2 separate regions of the Homo sapiens genome follow, and region 1 is linked to region 2. The links are chromatin loops, found by intact Hi-C in ENCODE. Cell type or tissue: Caco-2. All regions are shown on one strand. Links, peaks and the distances in the headings refer to the core of each region. The heading gives the core; the rest is flanking DNA.

Region 1 (12,459 bases), core at 2,298-10,297, 73 kb before region 2:
AGTGAGCAGAGATTGCACCACTGCACTCCAGCCTGGATGACAGAGCGAGACTCTGTCTCAAAAAAAAAAAAATAAAAAAAGACATAACCTGTGCTAGGTGTGGTGGTGTGCACGGGCAATCCTGGCTACTCAGAGGCTGAGGCAGGAAAATCGCTTTAGCCCAGGAGTTTGAGTCTACAGTGTGCCATGACTGAGCCTGTGAATAGCCACTGACTCCAGCCTAGGCAACGTAGGGAGACCCTATCTCTAAAAAATGATAATAATAAGAGGAACCTGAGGCCCAGAAAGAAGGATATAACTGAAATTGACCCAATAGTTCCATAGACAGCTTTTCCTGATAAACAGAAATTGACATATCTTGTCTTAAAGCTGGAAACTCACCAGATTCAGACAATGAGATACCAGGTCTCTCAAAAAGTATCAAAGAATCTCATACACAGTTTTTCCTGATAAACAGAAATGGACACATCTGGTCTTAAAGCTTGAAACTCACCAGATTCAGACAGTGAGATACCAGGCCTCTCAAAAAGTAGGAAAGAACTGAAACTCACAGAGCATAGCATCCAGACAATGAGACCCAGGCCCCTCATTATCATGATTGCTTCCTTACCCCTCAGGAGTTCCTGTTTTCCCTTACATTGTTAAGTTTCTTCCCTGCTGTACAAACCCCTAATTTTAGCCAGGGAGATGGATTTGAGACTGAGCTCCCATCTCCTTGGCCACAGCACTCAATTAAAGCCTTCTTCCTTGGCAATCCTGTGTCTCAGTCATTGGCTTTTTGTGTGACCAACAGCAGGACCTAGACCAAACCCCTGGTGTGTCAGCAACCTAACCACAAACCAAGCATGGCCTCTTACAGGGGAAAGTAGAAATAGTGGTGCTGCTAACACAGGCTGGACCTGAGCTAGGAATAGAAAGAAACACAGGCTGACTGTATTTTGTCTAAACTGGGCACTTCTGAGAGTGAAAAAGGGCAATTAACATGCCAGGAAAATAGGCATCAACTGGACTGTTCTGGGCAAACCAGCATGTATGGTCACTACTCACAGAGCACCAGAAGGAAGCCATGCTCTGTGAAGCAATGGCCACCATTTACAATTTAATTCTCACAGCAACCCTAAGGTGGATATTGTTGTCCCCTGGCCATTTCTCCTGAGAGCAAGAATTTGACAAATGAGGACGCTGAGGTTCAAATAAGTTATTTAACTTTCTTTTTTTTTGAGACGGAGTCTTGCTCTGTTGCCCAGGCTGGGGGTGCAGTCTTGGCTTACTGCAGCCTCCACCTCACGGGTTCAAGTGATTCTCCTGCCTCAGCCTCCTGAGTAGCTGGGACTACAGGTGCGCATCACCATGCCCAGCTAATTTTTTATAGTTTTAGTAGAGACGGGGTTTCACCATGTTGGCCAGGCTGGTCTCGAACTCCTGACCTCCGGTGATCCACCTGCATTGGCCTCCCAAAGTGCTGGGATTACAGGCGTGAGCCACTGCGCCTGACCGGTTACTTAACTTTCTCAAGGTCCCACAGCTAGTAAGTGAGGAAGCTCTGGCAGGCTCCAAGCCCTTGCTCTTTCTGTGAGTCATGTTGCCTCCAAGGCCCAGGGCCATTGGAGGAAGACCAGAGGAGGAGGCCAGCTGGAGGGAACAAAGCTTGGGTCTTGGAGGGTGACAGGCCAGTCACCAGACAATCCCTGAAGTCTCCATATGGCCTCTCCCAGGGCTGGCTTGCAAGAGAAGGTGAGTGTGTAGTGGGGGTTTAGGGCGGGGTAGAGGCCCCCCAGGCTTCCACAAGGATCGTCCTGGGCTTCCAGGAAGGCGTGACCAAGGCAGAGGCTTGCCTGGGAATTTTCTAGGAAAGAAGTCATGCCCTGAGTTGCCCCATTTTTATGATTGGAGAACAGGAACACTGATACATCGAATGGCAGGTATCCTGGAGCCAGGACTGTCCCCTCTGGTCTATAGATTCTGCCATGGCCCTGGCTCAGTCTCTCTGGAACTCAGAGAATCGTGGTGGTCTGGGATGCAGGAATACTCCAGATTAGCAGCAGAAGGTGTGCAAGCATATGCATGCATGCAGAATTTGTAAGCCTCAGGGGTTAGTTCTTGCTCCATTCACAAGCCAGCCTGACCCTCCAGAGTGGACCAGTGGCCACAGCATAGAAAATGGAGGGCACAGGCCAAAGCTCAGATGGCCTTTGGAATCACCTTGACTTATGACATCACAGGCAGATGGGTAGGAAATAGGCCACCAGTCATCCAGTCAGGTGGATCACAGCACCTGCTCGCACCTGGGCCTGGGCCAGTGCTGGCTCTCGGGGACAAGTCTGCCTGCGGTACTTCACACAAGCACAATGGCCTGAGGCCTCTGCAAGCCAAAGTTGCATAAGCAAGGACTGATCATATGTCTTCATTCATTTATTAATTTTTTTAATTAGTAAGGTTATTTGAAGTAGTTTTAAGTTCACAGCAAAACTGAGTGGAAAGTACAGGGAGTTTCCATATCCCATATCCCACTGTCCCCACACATCTACAACCTCCTTTCATTCATTCATTTTTTTTCTTTTTTTGAGATGGGGTATCACTCTGTCACCCAGGCTGGAGTGCAGTGGTGTGATTTTGGCTCACTGCAACCTCCGCCTCCCAGGCTCAAGTGATCCTCCCACCCGAGCCTCCCCCGTAGCTGGGACCACAGGTGCGTCCCACCATGCCCAGCTAATTTTTTTGAATTTTTGGTAGAGACAGGGTTTTGCCATGTTGCCCTGTCTGGTCTCGAACTCCTGAGTTCAGACGATCCAACTTGGCCTTCCAAAGTGCTGGGATTACAGGCATGAGCCACCATGCTTGGCCTGTGAGAAAACATTTCAAGTGGTCAGTTTTCAAGGCATGATAAATCTAAGTACTGGCAGCCAGCCTGAAAATGTAACAAACCACAGGGCTCATGCATCTAGAAGGTCACAATAAACAAACAGAATGTAGAAGAGGGGTCAGCTCATAAAAGGGAAAAAAGTTTCATTATTGGGAAATCTAAACTTAAGTGGGGAAGGGGATGGGGTATAATCTTATAAGGGGGATAAGAAAACGTAGGCAATATCCGGGAAGATTGTAACCCCATAGTACTCAACCAATGAGGAACTGGGGGAGGGACTTCTGTGCTAAGGGATAAATTACCTGCTGTGACTGTCCCAGGCGTGCCTGCCTGCAAGACACCTGATCTTGCAAGACCACTATTAGAAGTCTCACTTTAACTGTTCTTCATGCCTCTAAGTCCATTCTTTGGGTTTGGACAGGTGAGCATGTTTCTCACAACCTGGGGGCCTGTCTGGGATCTCTGTGCCTGCATGGAGTGGGACTCTGGCCAAGAGGGGAGACATGTCCTACTCAATTTAGGTGGCCTGCTCTGTCGGGCATCCCGGCTCCCCACAGAAGCCATAGACAAACCCAAGACTTATTCAGGAGACAGTTGAGATGACACAGGGAGAAAAGCGGGCATCGTGGCAACCAGGCAACCTTGTGTGTGAGCCAAGGTGGAAAATTGGACTGTAAGTACTGCCTTGGTGGTTGGGCATTTTCGGCGGTTGAGTGTGTGTGTGACTGAGACGTATCTTAGATACAAAGTGAGTGCGGAGTCCTAATCCGTGGTTCTGTTCTCCCGAGAGGGAAATGGCTGGACACAGATGAAGCGATTCTCGGGGTGTGCAAGAAACCTCCAGTAAAGGGGGGTTGAGTACACAGGGAAACTCAGACACAGAGACTGACTGAAAATGGGAAACAGGAATTCTAGGCCTAGGGGACAAAGGAAAGAGGGAGCCAAAGAGACTCCTCTGACATTCCCCCAGATAGTCCTTTGGGGAGAATGTGGCAGGTTTGGAGGGACAACCCTCGAACCAGGGACAAGGAAAAGCAAAAGATAATAAAGCATTGCTGTTTTATCTGGCCCAAAGACCCCATTTGTAAGCCTTCAGGGTTTTGGCCCAAGTTTGGCTCAGATGAGGATTGGGTGTGCCAAGTTTTAATTCTCTATGTGAATGATAAAACCCCACCCTCACAAGAAGAGATGTTATGCTCTCTGCTGGATCAAGGAATTAGCCCCCATGTTTCCCTTCAAAGAAGAAGAAAAAGAGCCTAGTAAAAAGCCCTCACCCAGGGAAAAGCCCTGGGACCCCCTGTCATACATGCCCCCTCCATATGTCTCACAAAATAGGGGACAGGAAGATCAAGGGGCAGCAGGAGGGTTAGAGGAAGAAAGACCTGGAGACCATGGGGAAGCTGAACCAACTGCTCCTTTAAATCCTTATCCAAATTTGAAAAAAGAATTAGAACAGTGTAAGAGGGATATTGAAAACTTCCCTATCCCTTTCACACAGCAGGCATCTAGCATGTTCCCTTTTAGGGAAGTTCTCGTGGGACAGGGAGAGATTGGCTTTGTAAATGCTCCTCTTACAAGTACTAATGTTAGGAATTTCAAGAAGGAAATGAAACCACTCCTAGAAGATCCCCTCGGTTTAGCAGACCAACTGGACAAATTCATAGGACCCAGCTTTTACACCTGGGCTGAAATGATGTCTATCTTAAATATCCTGTTCATAGGAGAAGAAAAGGGAATGATTAGGAGAGTGGCCATGACTATCTGGAAGAGGCAACACCCTCCCAGGCAAGAAGTCTTGACAGTCGAACAAAAAACTTCCAAATGTCAATCCCAAATGGGATAATAATGATCCCAGGGACTAGGCCCAAATGCAGGACCTCAGAGAACTGATAGTTAAAGGGGTCAAGGAGCCCACTCCTAGGACACAAAATGTCTCAAAGGCATTCGAGATTCAACAAGAAAAAGAAAACTCCCTCTGCATTCCTGCAGAGGCCAGAGATCAGATGGAAAAAAAAAAACTCCAGATTAAGTTCAGAGAACCCAGTAAGGCAAAGCCTTTTAAAAGTTAACTTTGTAACTAAGAGCTGGCCTTGTGGGCCAGGAAGTGCAGCTGCAGGTTGGGGGGTGGCAGGTGTCGCAGAGCAGGAGCAGACAGCTGAAATAAAGGTAGACAGTGTGAGAGAGCTAGTGTGAGTAAACCCCTGATAAAAGAACTAATGTCTATAGTACACAAAGGGAGTCACTGGGGACCCCAGGCTCTGTGTAATGCAATACTTAGTGAGGCAGCCTTGTTGGCTGGGGTGGATGCCAGGATTCTTGGTCTTGCAGCTGGGGAGATTGGGGTTGCACAGGTGGAGTGGGTTTGGAGTAGGAATTTCGTGGCCGTGGGAGGGACCAGCTCTGCATTGAAGGGGGGGTCCTGAGCCGGTTGCCAAGTTGCAATAAAAATGTCAGAGTTTTCATAAATGGGCTAGTGAGGAGGGGGCTAGTGAGGAGGGGATGTCTTATCCTCCTAGGGCCCAATGATTTGGTTGTGACCAGATGTGCTATCTGTTTAGAGCAGAGTTTCTATCAGCCTTTACCTAATTGTGTCACTTATCTGGGAGGGAGAGTATCTGTGTCTGTTCCAGGTATCTTGCAGCTTCAGGCACCCACCCCCACACCCCAGTCCACTTTTAGCTTCCCTATCTTAGTGTGCCTAAAGGGAAAGGAATGTGCTTATTAAGGCCCACTGTTTTTACTGGGGCCCATTGTATGAGAGTGAAGTTTGGTGATTACCCAGGAGACTTCCCCCGAATCTCGATCCCCCCCAACCCCCCTCCTTCTGTGCTTGAGCTCTTTATCTGTGATTTACAGGCTGAGCTTTCAGGCGCCATTTGTTAGAAGAGAAGTAATTTCTTTGAACTGCATGAGGTTAGAAAGGGAGCTATTTCTGAGCTGCTTTTTAATAGAAGGAAAGTTTTCTGCCAGGGACTCACTTTACCTTGTCTACCTAAATTTCTTTCTGCCTCCTATAACATTAGGAATTATGGGTGTATAGGGACTTATACCCTCACTAAACAAGTATGTGGAAATTGTGTAACTTGTCAAAGGATAAACCAAAAGGTAATTAGAAAACAGGCCACAGGAGGAAGACCTCCTGGACTAAGACCATTTCAAAGCATTCAAGTATATTTTACAAAAATGCTCAAAGTAGAAAGACGAAAGTATTTACTGGTGATCGTAGATCACCTTTCCAGCTGGGTGGAAGCCTTTTGCCTCCCAACAGCCACCACCAGGTATATGGTCAAAATTATATTAGAACAGATTGCACCTAGCTTTGGCCTGGTGAAAAATATTGATTCAGACAATGAGAGCCACTTTACCTCAAAGGTGTTAAGGGGAATTATGGAAGGTTTACAAATTAGATGGGATTATCACACCCCTTGGCATCCCCCTTCCTCTAGAAAGGTAGAAAGAATGAATCAAACTCTCAAAAAGCATTTCACCAAACTAATCTTAGAAACTAAAATGCTTGGACCAAATGTCTCCCAATAGCACTCTGCAGGATTAGGACAGCTCCAATAAAAGACTTGGGATTGTTCCCTTACAAGTTATTATATGGGCTCCTGTATTTAGGCAGAGCTACAGATCTCCCTACTATGGAAACCAAGGATCAATTCTTAAGAAATTATATACTGGCCATATCCTCCACCCTGTCATCCCTTAGGTTAAAAAGACTTCTAACTCAAACTCCACCTCTTAAGTTTGTGGTTCACCACTTCCAGCCTGGTGACTTCATGCTGATTAAGACTTGGAAATAAGACAAGCTCCACCCAAGCTGGGAAGGTCCCTATCAAGTGCTCCTGACCACTGAGATGGCCCTGCAAACAGCTGAATGGAGGTGGACTCACTATATTCGAGTCAAGGGACTGGTAAAAGAGATCCCGGAAGGGAGGGAAAAAGATCAGTGGAAAGTGCCCGAGTCTAACTTTAACTCTTAACTTTAAGGAACCCTTAAAGTGAACTCTAAGAAAAATCTAAAAAGAAAACATGAGCTGGCCCCATTTCTGGAAATTAACATGGCTGGGATGGGCTAATATACAAAGAGCAGAAGGTCAAAATGGAAACTGGCAGCAGACTCTTCTCTACCCAGTCAGGTTGGTGATTAATGTGACCAAGACAGTAGCACCCCAGACTATAAGATTTAATGCCTGCCAGGTTTTACCTTGTGGAAATTTAAAAAATCAGAGACAGATCTCACAGGCAGATAAATATCTTTGCCCTAAACCAAATACAGGTTACAGTAGGGCATCACCCTACCCCAGCTGGGATAATATATGGTGGACTACCCAATTTCAGGGCTGGACAGTAAACATGGGGTGGGTAACTCCAAGCTGGAGACCCCTAAAGAATAAACTACATCTGTCCAAGAGCTCCCTGCCAAATAACTGCCAGAATTTTTTTCTTTTTTTTTGAGACAGAGTCTCCCTTTGTCGCCCAGGCTGGAGTGCAGTGGCTGATCTCGGCTCACTGCAAGCTCTGCCCCTCAGGTTCATGCCATTCTCCTGCCTCAGCCTCCTGAGTAGCTGGGACTACAGGCGTCTGCCACCATGCCCGGCTAATTTTTTGTATTTTTTAGTAGAGATGGGGTTTCACCGTGTTAGCCAGGATGGGCTAGATCTCCTGAACTCATGATCCGCCCGCCTCAGCCTCCCAAAGTGCTGGGATTACAGGTGTGAGCTGCTGTGCCCGGCCCCAAAGCACACTCTCTTGACACTGCATCCTCTCGCTCAGCCTGGGGAGGATGGAGTGGTGTAGCAGTCGAGGGCTTTGCATAACCAGATCAACAAGGATGCCTCATTTACAGGTCCACTCAGTCCATCTTTACTGTATGTATATGTGCTCTGTGCTAGGCACTGTGCCCAGTGCTGCGGACACAGTGGGGAAAAGAATCCACATGCTCCCTGCCCTCAGGGTCCTTTCTGAGATAGCTGCCCACAGGTAAGGAAGAGTAGACACCCTGATAAGCACCATGGAGGAAAAGTACGGGGTACTGAGAGGGGATAACCTTGGAGCCTAATTTAGGCAAGGGCAGGGGTTTTCAGGAAAGACTTCCTGGAGGAGGTAAGTGGAAGCAAGATGAGTGACCAGGAGTTCGCCAGGGGAAGATGAACCAGGGCATTTCAGACCCAGGCTATTACATGTGCAAATGTGGGAAGGGGAAGAGCTGGCTGGGGCACATAAAAGTTTTGTGAGTGGGGCAGAGTGCAGTGGGTGAAGGAGGGCAGATTGAGTAGGGGCCCAGTGAGGCAGGGACTGGGTGGGGATCATGGAGAGGCTCTGGGAAGCCAAGGTGGTACTTGGGAAACAAGAACTCCCTCTTTTTCCCATCAGGTAAATGATAACCACACACTGCATGTAGCCTCCTTAGCTAATAGCTTGGGCTGCATTAATAGTGGTATAGCATGCAGGTCAAAGGAGGTGATTTTTCCTCCTTCTGGCTCAGACTGCATCTGAAGGATTGTGGTCCTTTTGGGGCCCCTGCTGCCCAACATCTGCAGGAGAAGAGCCAGCATGCTGAAGGCTTTGCAAAAGCCAGGCTGGATGAGCAGGGAAGAGCAGCCTCAGGGGACAAGAGTCTATCCTAGAACTCTGAGAAATGACCTGGAGGCAAAGTTCAGCCCCAGAGAAGGAAAATGTCCTGGCACCTAGAGCTTATGGAAATGGAGGGAGTGACTGAGGGAGTGAGCCTCCTGCTCTGGGGAAGTTTGAGGAGACACTGGAGGACTAGAGGTGTGAAGAGGGCCCCTGCTTAGCTTCATGGGTGGCCTAGAATCAGTCCTTGCCATTGCTCGAGCATCTACTGTGTGCTCCCTCCCTTCCACCTTCGTGCTGGAGACTCACCACACATGTCCCCCAAACACAGGATTTTGGACCTCACAAATGGTGGGGCTGACCCAGGCTAGTCTGGGGCGGACTCAGGTCTTTTTTCTGCTCAGACTGCTTTGGGGGAAACCAGGGATTGGGAATAGTGGTGGTCTCAGGCCCATGGGCTGGCTGCTGCTAGTCACCCTCTGAAGTTATCTCCCGGGGCCTGCCTTTCAGAGTCCTGAGTGTGTTCTGGTGCTCTGAACCCTCCAACTGTCAGCCATACCGTCCTCACCTATTCGAAACTTGAGAAGTCAACACATCCCTCTTCCACTTCCCCTTCAACTGTGTGCAGACTGGGACTTCCCAGTCGTCTCTGGGTGTTCCCCAAACAGAAGGCTGCCCTGGCTCTCATACCCCAGACCTCTCACTCTTGGCTGCCTCTGTCTCTGATGTTATGTTAGTCCCCAGGCCCTCACCTTCTTTCTTGGTAATGGCTCCAACTCATTCCCATGGCTCTTTCCCACTGCCATCACCGGGCCTCCAGAGCTGGCTTCCCTGGAGGTCCTGCCACCTACCTTCCACTCCCCGCTTGGCCTGTCTACTCTCTGCTGAGTTCTGAGACCAGGGCCAGTTACAGTTTTTTAAAAAAATTGAAGTATAACACATATGGTAAAGTGCACACATCTTAAGTGTACAGCGTGATGGATTTTTTTTTCTTTTTGAGACAGGGTCTGTCTCTGTCACCCAGGCTGGAGTGTAGTGGTGCAATCACTGCTCGCTGCAACCCAGCCTTGACCTCCTGGGCTCAGGTGATCGTCCCATCTCAGCCTCCTGAGTAGCTAGGATACAAGATTGTGCCGCCATGCCCAGTTAATTTTTGTAGAGATGGGGTTTTGTCATGTTACCTGGGCTGGTCTCGAACTTCTGGGCTCAAGAGATCTGCCCACCTCAGCCTCCCAAAGTGCTGGAGTTACAGGTGAGAGCCACCACACCTGGCTGGCCTGCATGATGGATTTTTAGAGGTGCACACACCTGTGAACCACCACCCAGATCAAGCTCGAGAACTTTTTCAGGCCCATTCTCCCAAAAAGCTCTGTCCTCTAGGCTCCCACAGCTTTACTGTGGGATACTTGGCAGATAATTGCCTTACATTCCAACTAGCTAGAGGGCCGGGACCCCTCCTGTTTGCTGTTTTTGTTTCACCCTGCCAACCTAGCATGGTGCAGTGCTCGTAGGAAGTGCCCCTGAGGCCCATTAGATGGAGGGGTTTAGAGTTCATTCACAGTGTTCCAGAATCTGTGCCCAGTTGTCCCTCAGAAATGTGGGAGAGGTGACAGAGATGGAGGATGAGGTCACCAGAGCGCACAGGATCCCTGAGCACCCAGTGTGCTGGTTCTGCTCAGGTGACCTGCCACCCCAGGGATGATATGCACAGGGCTGGAGGCAGACATTCTCAGCAGAGGGCTCAGGAGTGTGGAACTCCTTGTATGGACGCCCTGCCCAGTGGACACAGGCTGCAGCATAGCTCTGCCCAAACTCCCATCCCAGACCCAGAGACACCTGTCTTGAGTGCCCACCATGGCAGGCTCAGAGATCTGAAGGAATAGGGCCAGGCTGTGCTTAGGGGAGCCTTTGAAGTCAGGCGCCTGGTGCAGAACGCTCTGGGAGAGGTCAGAATGCATAGCTTCTCACCTGGAGGGTAAGACCTCCTTGGCTGGCTTCCCCCTTTCCCTGGAACCTGTCCCTTCCCTCTCCTTGGTGCAGGGCCCAGCTAGGGAGATGATACCACCAAAGGAACAGAGTCTCAGCCTAGACTTGAGCAGCAAGATGGGGATGGCAGGTGGCTGGAGGTGGGTGGGAAAGCAGGGCAGCATGGGTGTATGGTGCATAAAGTCCAACAGCTGTCTTGGAGAGCTAGGTCTCCAGGCTGCCAGAAGACTAGAAGATGCTTCCTCTGCTCTAAGGCACAACCCTCCAAATCTTTGAGGGGGAGAGAAAGAGCCCTTTTCTGGGGTCCAGATCCCAGTTGTCACTGGGAGGGTTTCCCTTGGGTGGACTCTTGAGTCCTGGAGACCATATTGTTCCTGTCTCCTCTTTGACTGTAGTAAATACGGGTCTCACACCAGGCTTGGGGCTGCTAGGTAAATCTTTGTTTTTACATCACATCTGCTATTTCGGTGATCGATGCAGGCCTTGGATCCCAGACACCAACATATGTCTTCTTAACCACTTGCTTAAGGCAGCATGGTGGCAAAGTCTTATTATCAGAGATGGTCTGTCCCTCCATGATTGGTAGAGGCATGGCCTTGAGCATATGAGGTCAAAGAGGGAGGGAAAGAGAAGGAAGAGAAATGAACATCAATGGTCAATGCAGGTGGTAAGTACCTTAGATGAACTGAAGTACCTTAGTTCAACTTCTGAAAGGGGAAGCCTGAAAAGTTAACATTTCTGGAGTGTCTATTCTTTGACAAGCGCTTGCTTGCTCTTGTGTGATCCACAGGATGTCTTACTATCTTCATTTTACTGAGAAGGAAATTGATGCTCAGGGGAGTTATCCAATCAGAATAAAAAAGCAGGCAGATATGGAGCTGGATTTTGAGCCAGGTGTATCCAACTCCAAGGCTGGCTCCTTCTCCTCCATGGAATGTACTCTCTAGGGGCCATAAGCATGCTTTCTTGGTGAGATGTCCTGTCCCACACCAAGGAGCCCCTCTCCAGAGACTTTTTTTGAGATGGGGTCTGGCTATGTTGCCCAGGCTTGTCTTGAACTCCTGGCCTCAAGTGATCCTCCCACCTTAGCCTCCTGAGTAGCTGTGATTATAAGCACGAACCGTCATGCTCAGCTTCTCTAAAGATTTGAGGGAAGCTTCCAACATGTAAGAGAGAGGCCAAAACAGCAGAACAAATGGAACTCAGAGGAAACAAAGATGATGCAAAGAGCAGAAGAAAATGTTGAAGAAACTGCAATTGATCATCTCAGAGAGATTGGAAGATATATTGCATCCACAAAACAGGAACTGGATGCCATAGAAGGGGGAGCAATCAGAGAACAAGAATTTAAAATGTGAGAGAGTGGTAGAAAGATAAAATCAAGGAAATCTTTCAGAAAGTTACACAGAAAGACTCAGAGATGAACAACAGGATACAAAAAATAAGAAAATTAGATCAATCTGAGATTCAACATCTGACTGATTCAACTTCCTGAAAAAGAGGACAGAGATAATAGGTGATAAAGAGTTAAAAACACAATAAACGTTTTCGGAAACGACAGAAGTGCTTAATTGAGAGTCTAGTGAGTGCCTAGCAAAATGAATGTATATAAAACAAAGCAAAATCTCTCACCAAGGCTCATCATTGTGAAATCTTAGAACACTAGGATTAAAGAGAAGATTTTAGGAAGAGGACATTTGGAATGCTGTCAGGAGGAGCTCTGCAGACAAAACAACCATAACTGATGAAAAATAATTTTAAAAACAACCATTCACATTCTCTGGAATTTTTCTTAAGGCCATATGGCAGATAAACATTTATTGGCCAGATGCAGTGGCTCATACCTGTAATCCCAGCAATTTGGGAGGCCAAGGTGGGAGGATCACTTGAGTCCAGCAGTTTAAGACCAACCTGGACAACAAAGTGAGACCCCATCTCAAAAAAAAAAAATTGGCCAGAGACGGTGGCACATACCTGTGGTCCCAGCTACACGGGAGGCTGAGGCAGGAGGATTGCTTGAGCCCAGGAGGTCG
Region 2 (12,459 bases), core at 2,852-10,851:
ACGCCGTAATCCCAGCATTTTGGGAGGCTGAGGCGAGTGGATCACCTGAGGTCAGGAGTTTGAGACCAGCCTGACTAACATGGTGAAACCCCATCTCTACTAAATACAAAAAATTAGTGGAGTGTGGTGGCACATGCCTGTAATCCCAGCTACTTGGGAGGCTGAGGCAGGAGAATCACTTGAACCCGGGAGGCAGAGGTTGCAGTGAGCCGAGATCATGCCATTGCACTCCAGCCTGGGCAACAAGTGCGAAACCCTGTCTCAAACAAATAAATAAATAAAAATAAATAAATTGTGGATACCTTTTGGGTATAAAGGCATACAATATAGGAAAGGGTACATAGTACACTGACCACAGTAGTTGTCTCAGCAGGCTGAGATTGTGTAGTGGGATGGAAAGTTAATTCACTCTGTTTTGTAGTGGTTCTCAAAGTTCTGCGTTTGAAGAACCCCTCAAAGTTCAGGACCCCTCTACACTCTAAAAATTACTCAGTGTCCCCAAAAACATTTTCATTAATGAGGGTTATCAGAAATTAAAGCTAAGAAATTTAAAAAATATTTACATATTAATTCATTTAGAAATAACAATAGGCCAGGCGAGGTGGCTCGTGCCTGTAATCCCAACAATTTGGGAGGCCAAGGCAGGCTGATCACTTGAACTCGGAAGTTCGAGACCAGCCTGGCCAACATAGTGAAATGCCATCTCTACAAAATATACAAAAATTAGGCTGGGCGTGGTGGCTCATGCCTGTAAACCCAGCACTTTGGGAGGCCAAGGCTGGTGGATCATGAGGTCATGAGATCGAGACCATCCTGGCTAACACGGTGAAACCCCGTCTCTACTAAAAATACACAAAATTAGCTGGGTGTGGTGGCACACGCTTGTAGTCCCAGCTACTTGGGAGGCTGAGGCAGGAGAATGGTGTGAACCCGGGAGGCGGAGCTTGCAGTGAGCCGAGATGGTGCCACTGCACTCCAGCCTGGGCAACAGAGCAAGACTCCATCTCAAAAAAAAAATTATATATATATATACACACAAAAAAATTAGTCAGGTGTGGTGGTGGTGTGTGCCAGTAGTCCCAGCTACACAGGAGGCTGAGACTGGAAAATCACTTAAGCCCAGGATGCGGAGGTTGCAGTGAGCCGAGATTGTGCCACTGCACCCCGGCCTGGGCAACAGAGTAAGACCCTGTCTCAAAAACAAAAAAAAAAAAAAGAAAGGAAATAACAACAATAAAGCAATTATATGTTAATATAAATGACAGTTTTGTAAAAAGTAACTATCCTTTCCAAAACAAAAACATTTAGTGAGAAAAATGACTTTGTTTTGCATTTTTGCAAATCTCTTTAATATCTGACTTAATTGAAAAATCTTCATTCTCATATCTGTTTCTGCATTCGATCTATCAGAATACATTGTTTTGGTTGGAGTATGTGAAGAAAATTCATGTCAGTAAGATATGTAGTTAGAAAAAAGAGACTTTAAATAGCCTTTTGTGGGTATTCTTTGATAGCACATCGACTGGACAAGCAGCAGTTTCTCAAAGCAATGTAGAATCTGAAACCATAGCAATGACATATTCATACTGTTACATTAAAACTCATTGTTCCGGCTGGGCGCCGTGGCTCATGCCTGTAATCCCAGCACCTTGGGAGGCTGAGGCCAGACGTATTACATGAGGCCAGGAGTTTGAGACTAGACAGGCCAACATGACAAAACCCCGCCTCTACTAAAAATACAAAAATTAGCTGGGTTTGGTGATGCACATCTCTAATTCTAGCTACTTGGGAAGCTGAGGCACAAGAATTGCTTGAACCCGGGAGGCAGAGGTTGCAGTGAACCGAGATTTTGCCACTGAACGTCAGCCTGGGTGACAGAGCAAGACTCTGTCTCAAACAACAAAACAAAACAAAAGCCATTGCTCTCTCTTGTCCCCCCACTTTTTTTTTTAAGACAGGGTTTCACTCTGTCACCCAGGCTAGGGTACAGTGGCTTGATCATAGCTCATTGCAACCTCAGACTCCTGAGCTCAAGCAATCCTCCTGTCTCAGCCTCCTTAGTAGCTGGAACTATAGGTGTGTGCCACCACACCTGGCTAATTTTTTATTTTTTAAAATAAAGATGGGGTCTTGCTATGTTGCCCAGGCCGGTCTCCAGCTCTTCGCCTCTAGTGATCCTCCCACCTCTACCTGCCAAAGTGTTGGGATTACAGGCATGAGCCACTATACTCAGCCCTGTCTTGTACCTTAAGTGAATCTTTTATGTGAGTGTAGTTCTGTAACATTATGCATTTGTCATTTGGAAAGTACTGATAGAGTTATGCAGATCATCCAATTTTTGACACATTTTGTTAGACAATATTGAAAAATCATGTGTGTTAATATCACTACTAATCTCATAAGAAAATTGTTTAAGTAAGGCTGGGCACGGTGACTCATGCCTGTAATCCCAGCACTTTGGGAGGCCGAGGTGGGTACATCACCTGAGGTCAGGAGTTCAAGACCAGCCTGGCCAACATGGTGAAACCCCATCTTTACTAAAAATACAAAAATTAGCCAGGTGTGGTGGCGTGTGCCTGTAATTCCAGTTACTCAGGAGGCTGAGGCAGGAGAATTGCTTGAACCCAGGAGGCAGAGGTTACAGTGAGCTGAGATTATGTCATTGCACTCCAGCCTGGGTGACAGAGCAAGACTCCATCTCACACAAAAAAAAAAAAAAGAAAAGAAAGGAAAAAAAAAGTGTTTAAGTACTTAGAAGCTTGTTAAGCTCACAATGGTGGATACACATTTTCCAAAATTCTAACTTTTGCTTGAAAGCTCAAATTTTATCATTGGCAACAAATGCTGTCAGTTGCTTTTATGGAGTGACAGTTTCACTTTATTTATTGTTAAGAAATGTCTGCTAAATACCAGTCGGAATAACCATAGTTTGTCAGTCTTTCAAGTAAAAATGGTGTTCTATGAAAAAAGCAGCTAGTTTGGCTGACAACTCAGACAATCACACAAGCGCTTTTCCTTAGAGAAGCCCATCATCCTTTGGTAAGCAGCAGAAGTGCTTTCTACATACTCCTCCTTTCATCACACAAAATATCAAGCATAGAAAGATATATACTGCTCACAGATTGAGAGTTAATAAAAGTATTTTTTACTGTTCCATCAAGGTCATTCATAAATGAAATGTTTTTAAATTGCAAATACATGGCAATGAAGAATACAATGCTAGCCTGGGCAACATACTGAGACACCGTCTCTACAAAAAATAAAAAAATAGCCGATGTGGTGGTACGTGCCTGTAGTTCCAGCTAATTGGAGGCTGAAGTGGGAGGATCGCTTGAGCCCAGGATGTCAAGGCTGCAGTGTCAGGGAGGAAAAACGTTTTGTCTGCACTCAGGTTCATTGATTAGAGGTCTGTGAATTAAACTGACAAAGGACAGAATAACAGGAGAAAAGGCACACAACTTTTATGAATATTTACCTGCATGAGAGTTCACAGAAAAGAACTGAAACTCAAAGAAGTCATTAGACATGGGGACTTACACAACATTTTAACAAAGGAAAGAGGGTTTGGGCATCAAGGGTGACAAATTGTGGGGAAGTGGCTAGGAAATATATGGGGGAACGAATGGACGATAGAGGTTATTTTAGTAAGGTCTGTTTATGCAAAATCATCTTGGTATTCACAAAGGGAAATTTATGCCCTGTTTTTTGCAGCTAAGAGGAAAGCAGAGAACTCATCCTGCAACTGTTGATTCCCAGTTGCATTCCACTCAAAATAGTTCTTCTGCCAAAGTGGCTTATTTTGGAGTGGCATATTTTGATCCTCTCAGGCACTACTGCCTTAACTTGTGTTGAAGCAATGACACGTTCACTCGCCATTGCTCTCAAGCAGTCAGTCAAATGATAACACATCATTTGAATGAAAAGGGCATAGAATGTCTGAGTATTACTATAAACATAGTTTTGACCTTGCAGATCTCTAAGTATCTTGGGGACCTCCAGGGTCCATAGGCCATACTTTGACAACACTGCTGTTCCGTATTGTATTACTTGTTTACTTACTTTAACCAACAAATAAATAATTTTTTCAGACAGGATCTTGCTCTGTTACCCAGACTGGTGTGCACTGGCATAATCATAACTCACTGCAGCCTTGACCTCCCGGGCTCCATTGATCCTCCTGCCTCAGCCTCCTGAGTAGCTGGGGCTACTGGTGCATGCCACCATGCCCAGCTAATTTTTGTATTTTTTGTAGAGTTGGGGTTTCACCATGTTGCCCAGGCTGATCAGAAATTCCTGGGCTCAAGTAATCCTCCCACCTGGCCTCCCAAAGTGTTCAGATTACAGGTGTGAGCCACCACACCCAAATAAACAATTTTAAAGCACCTCTTCCATGGCTCTCTACTGCTGAGTGTAAAGTACAGATGCCTTGGCCTAAGATCCAAAGCCTTAAGTGACTGGCCTTTGCCTCTTTGCCACTGGCATGTCCTCGCTCTTTATCCAAACACAGGTCAAGCCACAGAAGTTACTGGGATTCCCAGAACGTATTTGCATGCGTTTCTGTCCCTGCGTCCATCTCCATTTTCTCCCAAGCATTCTTTAAGCCCAAGTACCACAGTCAATCTCTCTGACTCCTCCAAGAAAAGGCCATTGCAGCCATGATTAGTGAAGGGCTGCAGATACACAAGTAAGGTGGGATGCACTGCAACTCACCTAGCATCCTCCCAGGGCTTACTCTGCCATAGGATCTCTGGTGCCAGACCTAAAAATGTGTGCGGAAGGAATGGAGGCAGGTGCTGGGGAGAGGGGAGGCCTGCCAGGAATTCTAGAATGCACCAAAAAAGGCCACTTCCTTCTGTTGCCAAGGTCCTGGGTCTCTATGCTTTAGGGCAAGGGTGTCTGGGGATGGTCCTTGTGAGGGGCAACTGGGGACCCTAGTGGGGCAGGCCTAGGGCTGCCAGATAAAATATAGAAAGCTTAGTTAAAATTAGATTTAAGATAACAAATACTCTTTTAGTATAAGTATATCCCAAATACTGCATAGAACCTCCTCATCCTAAAAAAAAATTCAATGTTTATCTGAAATTCAAATGTAATGGAGTCCTGTATTGTTGTTTGGTAAATCTGGCAATCCCGTGTAGGCCTTTGCTATTCAGCTCGCTGAGCAAAGTGGCCCCTCTTCACTTACCTTGCCACCTACCAGACCTGCCCAGACCTGGTCCTGGCTGCCTCCAGGCAGCACAGCCCACTGAAAGGAACCCTTTCCGTCCCAAAGCTGCCCAGAGCCTGAGAACAGAAGCAAACTGCGCGCTTGGATGGATATGGCGGATTAGGCTATGCCTTTGGAGAACTAACTCCTCTCGGAGAAGGGGGCTCTCTCTCACAGCCAGGACCTTCTGGGGTGCCTATGCGGAGACGCCCTCCTTCCTTGACCCACTTCTTCTCCCCACTCCCCGCTGATGCCCAGCCCTCTCTCTAACCTTCCTGAGTTGCTGTCTCTGCAACTCCCCCTGCCAGGACTGGCTATCAATCCCTTCAGAAACTAAAGCCCAGTCCAGCCCCTGGGAGGCCTCCTGGGTGTCTGGGATTCCCCTGGTGGGATGCGTCTGGCCTGAGGTTGGAGACAATGATGCGTTCTTCCTCCCAGCCAGTGGCTTCTCTACCAGCCAGACTGCTTTGCCTTTTCTCCTTTTAAGGACCTGAGGGCAAACTCTCCTTCCCTCTGGGAGGACTTCTTTCTTCCAAAGGTCCCAGAGGGGGGTGTGTCCTTTAGCTTGAGGCCCTCGCTTTCCTCCATTCTCATGACCTTGCCCCCTTCCCTGTGGAGGGTCTTGTTATGCTGAAGGCACCTTTCCCTCCTTCCGGACTGGCGTTCCTAGCATCCCCACGGAAACCGAAAATGCCTCCTGCAGAACCATCTGGCCACATGGCTCCAATCTGCCCTCTCTCCCACCCCCGGTTTCCCCTCCTGGAAGGGGGACACAGGGAAGGAGGCTTAGGCAAGGCATCCCTGGCGTGCCTCAGTCCCTGAGGCATAATAATATAATGATTGTTGCTGTTTCATGCCACTAAGCCTTGGGGTGTTTTGTTACATAACTGTAACTGGAATGTATTTGATCACAGGCTCCATCCTGCACCAGGAGCAGCCTCGGGTTCGCGTGTGTGGGAGCTGCAGAATGCCTGTACAAACTTCTATACCCTCCCCATGTCCCTTTGCACAAACAGCCCCCATTGGCCATCCTTTGGGCCTAGAAGTTCATATCCTGCTGCCTGTTCATGTCCTGGGAAGCAACGTGGGTTGGAGGCCAGCTGAGCTCTGGAAAGTGGGCTTGGGGTCTAGAAGAAGGTCGTGGGCTCCACATGGGTTCAAGCCTTAGTCCCAATGGGCCGAGGAGCAGAAGAGGACCACAGTGAGGTTCTCTAAAGCATATGGCTTAGACAAGGGCCCCATGCCACAGCTAAGGGCAGTACTAGCTGAGCACTTCATATCTTTCATCTCTTGTTTGTTTGCTTGAGAAAGAGGATCTCCTTCTGTTGCCCATGCTGGAGTGCAGTGACTATTCACAGGCGCAATCACAGCTCACGGCAGACCCAAACTCCTGACCTCAGGTGATCCTCCCACCTCAGCCTCCCAAGTAGCTGGGACTACAGACATAAGCTACTGCACCCAGCACTATCCGTCATCGCTTGATCCTCACCCAGTCCTGTTCCATTGGGCTTATCGTCTTCATTGCCCCAGTGAGAGCACCAAGGCTCATAGAAAAGCCAGTCGCTTGCCCAGGGTCCTGGGACATATGTCTGAAGCCAAGGCCAGGAGCTCTCCATTATACCATATGGCCTCAAAGGCCCTCCTTGGTTCAAAGACACTTGATGGAGCATTTTGTAGAAACATCATCTCCTTGGCTTTGTTTAAAATCAACATCACCACCCACAGCCCCCCACCACACACACACAAAAAATATATCTGTGCACAGTGGCTCACGCCTGTAATCCTAGCACTTTGGGAGGCCGAGGCAGGCGGATTGCCTGAGCTCAGTAGTTCAAGACCAGCCTGGACAACACAGCAAAACCCCATCTCTACTAAAAATAGAAAAATATTAGCCAGGTGTGGTGGTGCATGCCTGTAGTCCTAGCTTCTTGGGAGGCTGATTCAGGAGAATTGCTTGAATCTGGGAGGCAGAGGTTGCAGTGAGCTGAGATCACATCACTGCACTTCAGCCTGGGTAACAGAGCGAGACTCTCTCCAAATAATAATAATAATAATAATAATAATAAAATAAACTTCAAAACTAAAACAACTTTAGGCTAACTGGGAAAACTGAAATAGGAAGACCTCGCCTTGACCCTAGGGAATGAAGCCAAAACTCAGAGGGCTGGAGGTATCCAGCTGCCTAGCTGCTGTCCAGCTAGGAGCACAGTTTCTTTGGAGGTCCCCAAACCATGCTGGTGGAGCCTCATCTATCTCTTTAGCTCCCCATCAAAGGGATCACTTTATCAGCTGCACAGTCTTTAAGCCCAACGTCCACAGCAGGACTCTCTTTTAAAACAGTTTGGCCTTGAGAGAGGCAGTCCGCTTGTTATCTATGTTTTGTTTTGTGTTGGCTTCCTGGCGAGTTATCAGGGAGACTTTGGTTTCTTTGTCTTCTGTTATCTCCCTGCTGGGTTTCAAAGCTGCCCTCTGAGCTGCTGTCAGCCTGAGCTGTGTCTTCCCCTGCAGGGACAGAGAGCCGGAGGTGGAAGGGGCCACAACTCTACCAGAGCCTTCCCTTCCAGCTGTTGTCTCCTGGGCGCCCACCCCCAGTGCCTGGAACTTGCCAGCTCTCATCAAGGCTGGCTAGGTGTCACTTGTGGCTTCTCCAGGGGCATATAACATCAAGAGAGTGGGCCTCATAGGGCCAAGATCAGGGGAAAGGAGGGGGGTTTGAAACACCCTTTACAAAAATTATAACTAAGGAAATTATGACAGTGAAAGAGATCAGACCTAACTGACTCCATCTTGCTTCTAACCTTTAAGTTGTCCTGGTTCATTCCTGGACATAGACAGAACTAACTTTGGGAAGGAATTCAGTTTATGGTTTGACTCGGAAACAAAATTGATAATAGACCTTTCCTGAAAAGACCCCCTTCTTGCCTAGGACCCGCCTTTGCACAACTAACAAATTAGCTACAAGATGAGAAGCTGTGGTTTAGGGGTCATGCAGCCTCTGGCTCCAAGAGTCTGAACCTCCCCAAATTGCTCCTGTGGATAATATCACTATTGTAAAACCTAGATCAGCGCTTGAGATATTTTGCAGACCCTGCACTGGATGGATCAACTGATACCACCCAGACTGGTAATCTGGCTCAACCAGTTCTGCCATCCTACCCAGGAACAGAAGACAGCAAGAAAACATCACTTAAATCCCCTATTCAATCCATCTCCAACCTAACCAATCAGCACTCCCCGCCTCCCAAGCTCTTACCCACCAAATTATCTTTTAAGACTCTGATCCCCATATGCTTGGGAAGACTGATCTGAATAATAATAAAACTCTGGTTTCACCCACAGCTGGCTCTGTGTGAATTACTCTTTCTCCATTGCAGTTCCCCTGTCTTGATAAATCGGCTCTATCTAGGCAGTGGGCAAGGTGAACCCATTGGGCAGTTACATGTTCACAGAGCAGCCACTTTCTTTAAAATTGAGGGGCTGAGAGTGGTGGCTCATGCCTGTAATCCCAGCATCTTGGGAGGCCGAGGCAGGTGGATTACCTGAGGGCAGGAGTTTGAGACCAGCCTGGCCAACATGGTGAAACCCCGTCGCTACTAAAAATGCAAAAAAATTATCTGGGCATGGTGGCAGTGCTTGTAATCCCAGCCACTCCAGAGGCTGAGGCAGGAGAATCACTTGAACCCGAGAGGTGGAGGTTGCAGTGAGCTGAGGTCACGCCATTGCACTCCAGCCTGGGCAACAAGAGCGAAACTCTGTCTTGAAAAATAAATAAATAAAATAAACTTGGGGAAACCAACATAGACTTGTCACTTTACCTTTATATGTTTGTTTGCCAACTACAATACAAAAAGCAACTTATGGCCGGGCACGGTGGCTCACGCCTGTAATCCCAGCACTTTGGGAGGCTGAGGCGGGTGGATCATAAGGTCAGGAGATCGAGACCATCCTGGCTAACAAGGTGAAACCCCGTCTCTACTAAAAATACAAAAAATTAGCCGGGCGCGGTGGCGGGCGCCTGTAGTCCCAGCTACTGGGGAGGCTGAGGCAGGAGAATGGCGTGAACCCGGGAAGCGGAGCTTGCAGTGAGCCGAGATTGCGCCACTGCAGTCCGCAGTCCGGCCTGGGCGACAGAGCGAGACTCCGTCTCAAAAAAAAAAAAAAAAAAAAAAGCAACTTATATTGCTTAAAAAGAAAGAGGATGTTTTAACTCCCAGTGAATAGGAAGAAGCCCTTTGACCCTGAAGTCCTGTGAAGGGAAACAGGCTTAGAAAAGTTGGCCCTCCTCAGGAGATTGCCAAGTAGTTTAAGGTTTGGGGGAAATTAAACTCTTCCCAGTTTGGGGGATGCATCTGAGGGGAGTATCCTGGGGCATAGTGATGCAATTACCCGTCAGTGAAAAGAAGACAAAGGAGGAAAAAAGGAAACAGCTCTTTTTTTCTTTCTCCAGAGTCTGAGGCTCAAAGGAATTCCAGTGATTTAGGATGCACTCGTGAGGAGTGCAGGCGGAAAATGATTGGTTACCCATCTGGAAAGGGGAAAAACATGTCCCTTTGTTCCTTTCTCTTTCCAGTGAATACCCAGGGTACATAAGGAAGATAAAAAAAGGCATCCCTTTCTTTCTTCTGATCTTATATCCCCAAGTTGCAGAAACTTTGCAGGTGCCACCCATGGGTGCAAGTGTGACCTTCACCCATGTAGCAGGGAGGCCTAATGGGTAGGGATATTCGCACTTACCTATGTGCCACCCTATCCTCCTGCTGTTGGTAACCTTTGGGTTCCCTATACCTTCTCTATGCCATGGATGTGAGCATGACTTCCATCCATGAAGCAGGAGGGCCTAGTTGGCAGGAATTAGTCATGCTCACCTGCGCTGTGCCTCCTTCCTGAGGTCAAGCTTCTCCGCCCTGCAGAACATAATTTGGCCACAGCTTTGTGCAAAGGAATATGAGATGTCTTTTCTGTGTCTCATGGTGCTTGGCACTACATTGGCAACCAAGGAAATGACAGGGACATTTTTGCCATGAATTTACTTGCAGATACCAAGGCACACTTTACCTCATCTGTGCTACTCTTAACCTTCCAGTTTATACTTTTGATGATTAAGCCAAATGCTCATTCTACCCAGTAATATCTGTGGTTTGCAACAACATCCTTAACATTTAACACTGTATATAAAGAAGAGATAGGAACCATGAGAGCCATGAAAGAAAGAAAGAAAAGAACAATAGGAAAGACTGGAGGTCCTAGGGCCGACACCCTTATGGGCAGTTGGGGCCTGGAGTTAGTCAAGGAGCCTTTGGATAACACCAAGATGTGGCCTTGGTGAGATACCCTCAGTTGCCCCAGGACCTCCTTCTGGTCCCATGCGATGGCTAGACCTCCATGAAGGGAAACTAGATTGGAACAAAGCCAACATTCCCAACACCCGAAGGTGATGGGGGATTGACATTGTCCTCCCCAGCAAGCCTGTCCTCCATTTCTTAAGTCTGGCAGCTGTGCTAGTTGCTTTTAATTGGCTGACAGAGGCCTGGTATTTTTTCTTTCATTTTGGCTACTGTGGAGTCTGAAAAAAGGACAGAATGAGCAGATCCAGCCAGGCACAGCAGCTCATGCCTGTAATCCCAGCACTTTGGGAGGTCAAGGCAGGCAAATCACTTGAGGTCTGAAGTTCGAGACCAGCCTGGCCAACATGGTGAAACCCCACCTCTACTAAAAATACAAAAATTATTCTAGGTGTTATGGCACATGCCTGTAATTCCAGCTACTTGGGAGGCTGAGGCAGGACAATCACTTGAACCTGGAAGATGGAGGCTGCAGTGAGCCAAGATCACACCACTGCACTCCAGCTTGGGTGACAGAGTGAGACTCCATCTCAAAAAAAAAAAGAAAAAAGTAAGAAAGAAAAGATCCACTTTTATTCACCCTTCCACAGATCCTGGATGAGCCCCCAAAATGTTACAGGATCCTTGGGGTGTCACTTTGCCAGCTGGAAACCTCTGTGGCCAGTGGCACCTTTGCCCGAGTTTTTCTCTGGCCTGCTGGGCTCATTCTGCCCACTCACACTGGCAGGCTGCTCTTGGCTCACGCTACCGGCCTGGATCCCACACCTGCCAGGGGTGAGCCAGGCGTAGTGTAGTGAGGGGTATGTGAGCGAGCATGGGCTCCAACCACTGTGCACAGCCAGGCACTCTGGCTGCAGCAGGGTGAGCAGCTCCAGGTGCTGGCATGGGCAATGGCTTCCTGCAAGGCTGCAGCTGGACCAGGCATACCATAAGTAGCTACCACAGTTGATGCTGGGGAATGTTATGGTGCCCAGAAGCTTGGAGATGCCAGGAACCACAGAGCCCTAAAGGGTGTCACGGCCCTGGTTTGGGGAGCTCCTAGGTCTAGGCTCCCTGAAGGGCTGTAGCTCTTCTCTCCTTCTCTCTTCTCTCCTTCTTGTCATGTACAACATGGTGAGCAAGGGGCATGTTTCAGCCCTGTTTGTGTTGTAGCTCTTTTAGCCCTGTCATTTGGCAGGTCCCAAGTTCTTGTCCTGCATCCAGGAAGAATGAGGTATGCAGACAAGCGAAGGGTGAGCAAGATGAAGAGAAGCTTTATTGAGTGACAGAACAGCTTAGAGGAGACCTGAAATAGGTAGCTCCTTTCTGTAGCCAGGGTGTCCCAATGAGTGTTCAGCTCTCAGGAGAGACGGTAGCTCCTCTCTGCAGCTGGTCATCATGTTGTCTCTTCAGCTCTCAGCAGAGAGGGTAGCTCCTCTCTGCAGCTGGTTGTCCCATCATCTTCTCAAGTCTGGCTGAGTCCAGGGCTTTTATGGGCCTCAGAGGGGAGGAAGCGCATGTCAGTTGGTCCATGGGAAACCATGTGCAGCCCCAGAAAAAGCATCACAAGTTCCCACTCTGGTTTGTGGGACCAGCAGTGTAGTCCCCAGCTACAGGCCCTCGCCAGCTTCAAGGTGAGGCTTCACTGGGGAACTTTTCCTTTCTGCCCAGGAGCCTGTCTCCTGCCTCTGTTCATGATGTCCAGGCTGTTCATACCAAAGGGCACCTGGAGGCCAGTGCCAAGCTGCCCTCAGCACCCCCTTGGCCTCCCTCTGGTGCTTGCTGGTGCCCAAAGTCAGGAGGGGGCTAAGGTGGCAGGGGGCTGGCGTGTTAACACTGCCCTGAGTGTACACACACATGGCTGGGTTGCGACAGTGCCCAGGCTTGGCCCCAACCTTGCTCTGAGATCGGAGCAGTTGCCAGGAGTTGACA

The links. A loop is a pair of places that touch in the nucleus more often than their neighbours do. Peaks named below come from ENCODE experiments on the same cell type or tissue, not always from the same donor. Only the 100,000 strongest peaks of a DNase experiment are listed, where the experiment ranks them.
Region 1: a loop joins it to region 2, with 4 times the contacts of the local background. A loop is called at or near these places in 3 of 110 quality-filtered maps.

Annotation. Positions count from the first base shown.
Region 1 is chr15:75,060,643-75,073,101 of GRCh38, forward strand. No RefSeq gene overlaps it. Among named protein-coding and RNA genes, the nearest start is that of PPCDC, 43 kb to the left of the region's middle. RefSeq lists enhancers at 1,045-1,094, 8,747-8,856, 8,917-9,176, 9,187-9,276, 9,357-9,456. In Caco-2, for the core only: no CTCF peak of the experiment used is centred there; DNase peaks (open chromatin) are centred at 5,169 and 5,599; H3K4me3 peaks cover 150 bases.
Region 2 is chr15:75,132,772-75,145,230 of GRCh38, forward strand. It overlaps LOC124903530 (a long non-coding RNA gene), which reads left to right. Exons shown (of 2, transcript XR_007064721.1): 2 at 6,121-8,542. Among named protein-coding and RNA genes, the nearest start is that of C15orf39, 63 kb to the right of the region's middle. RefSeq lists enhancers at 7,246-7,937, 7,477-7,771 and a silencer at 9,843-10,043. In Caco-2, for the core only: no CTCF peak of the experiment used is centred there; DNase peaks (open chromatin) are centred at 5,630, 6,080 and 7,620.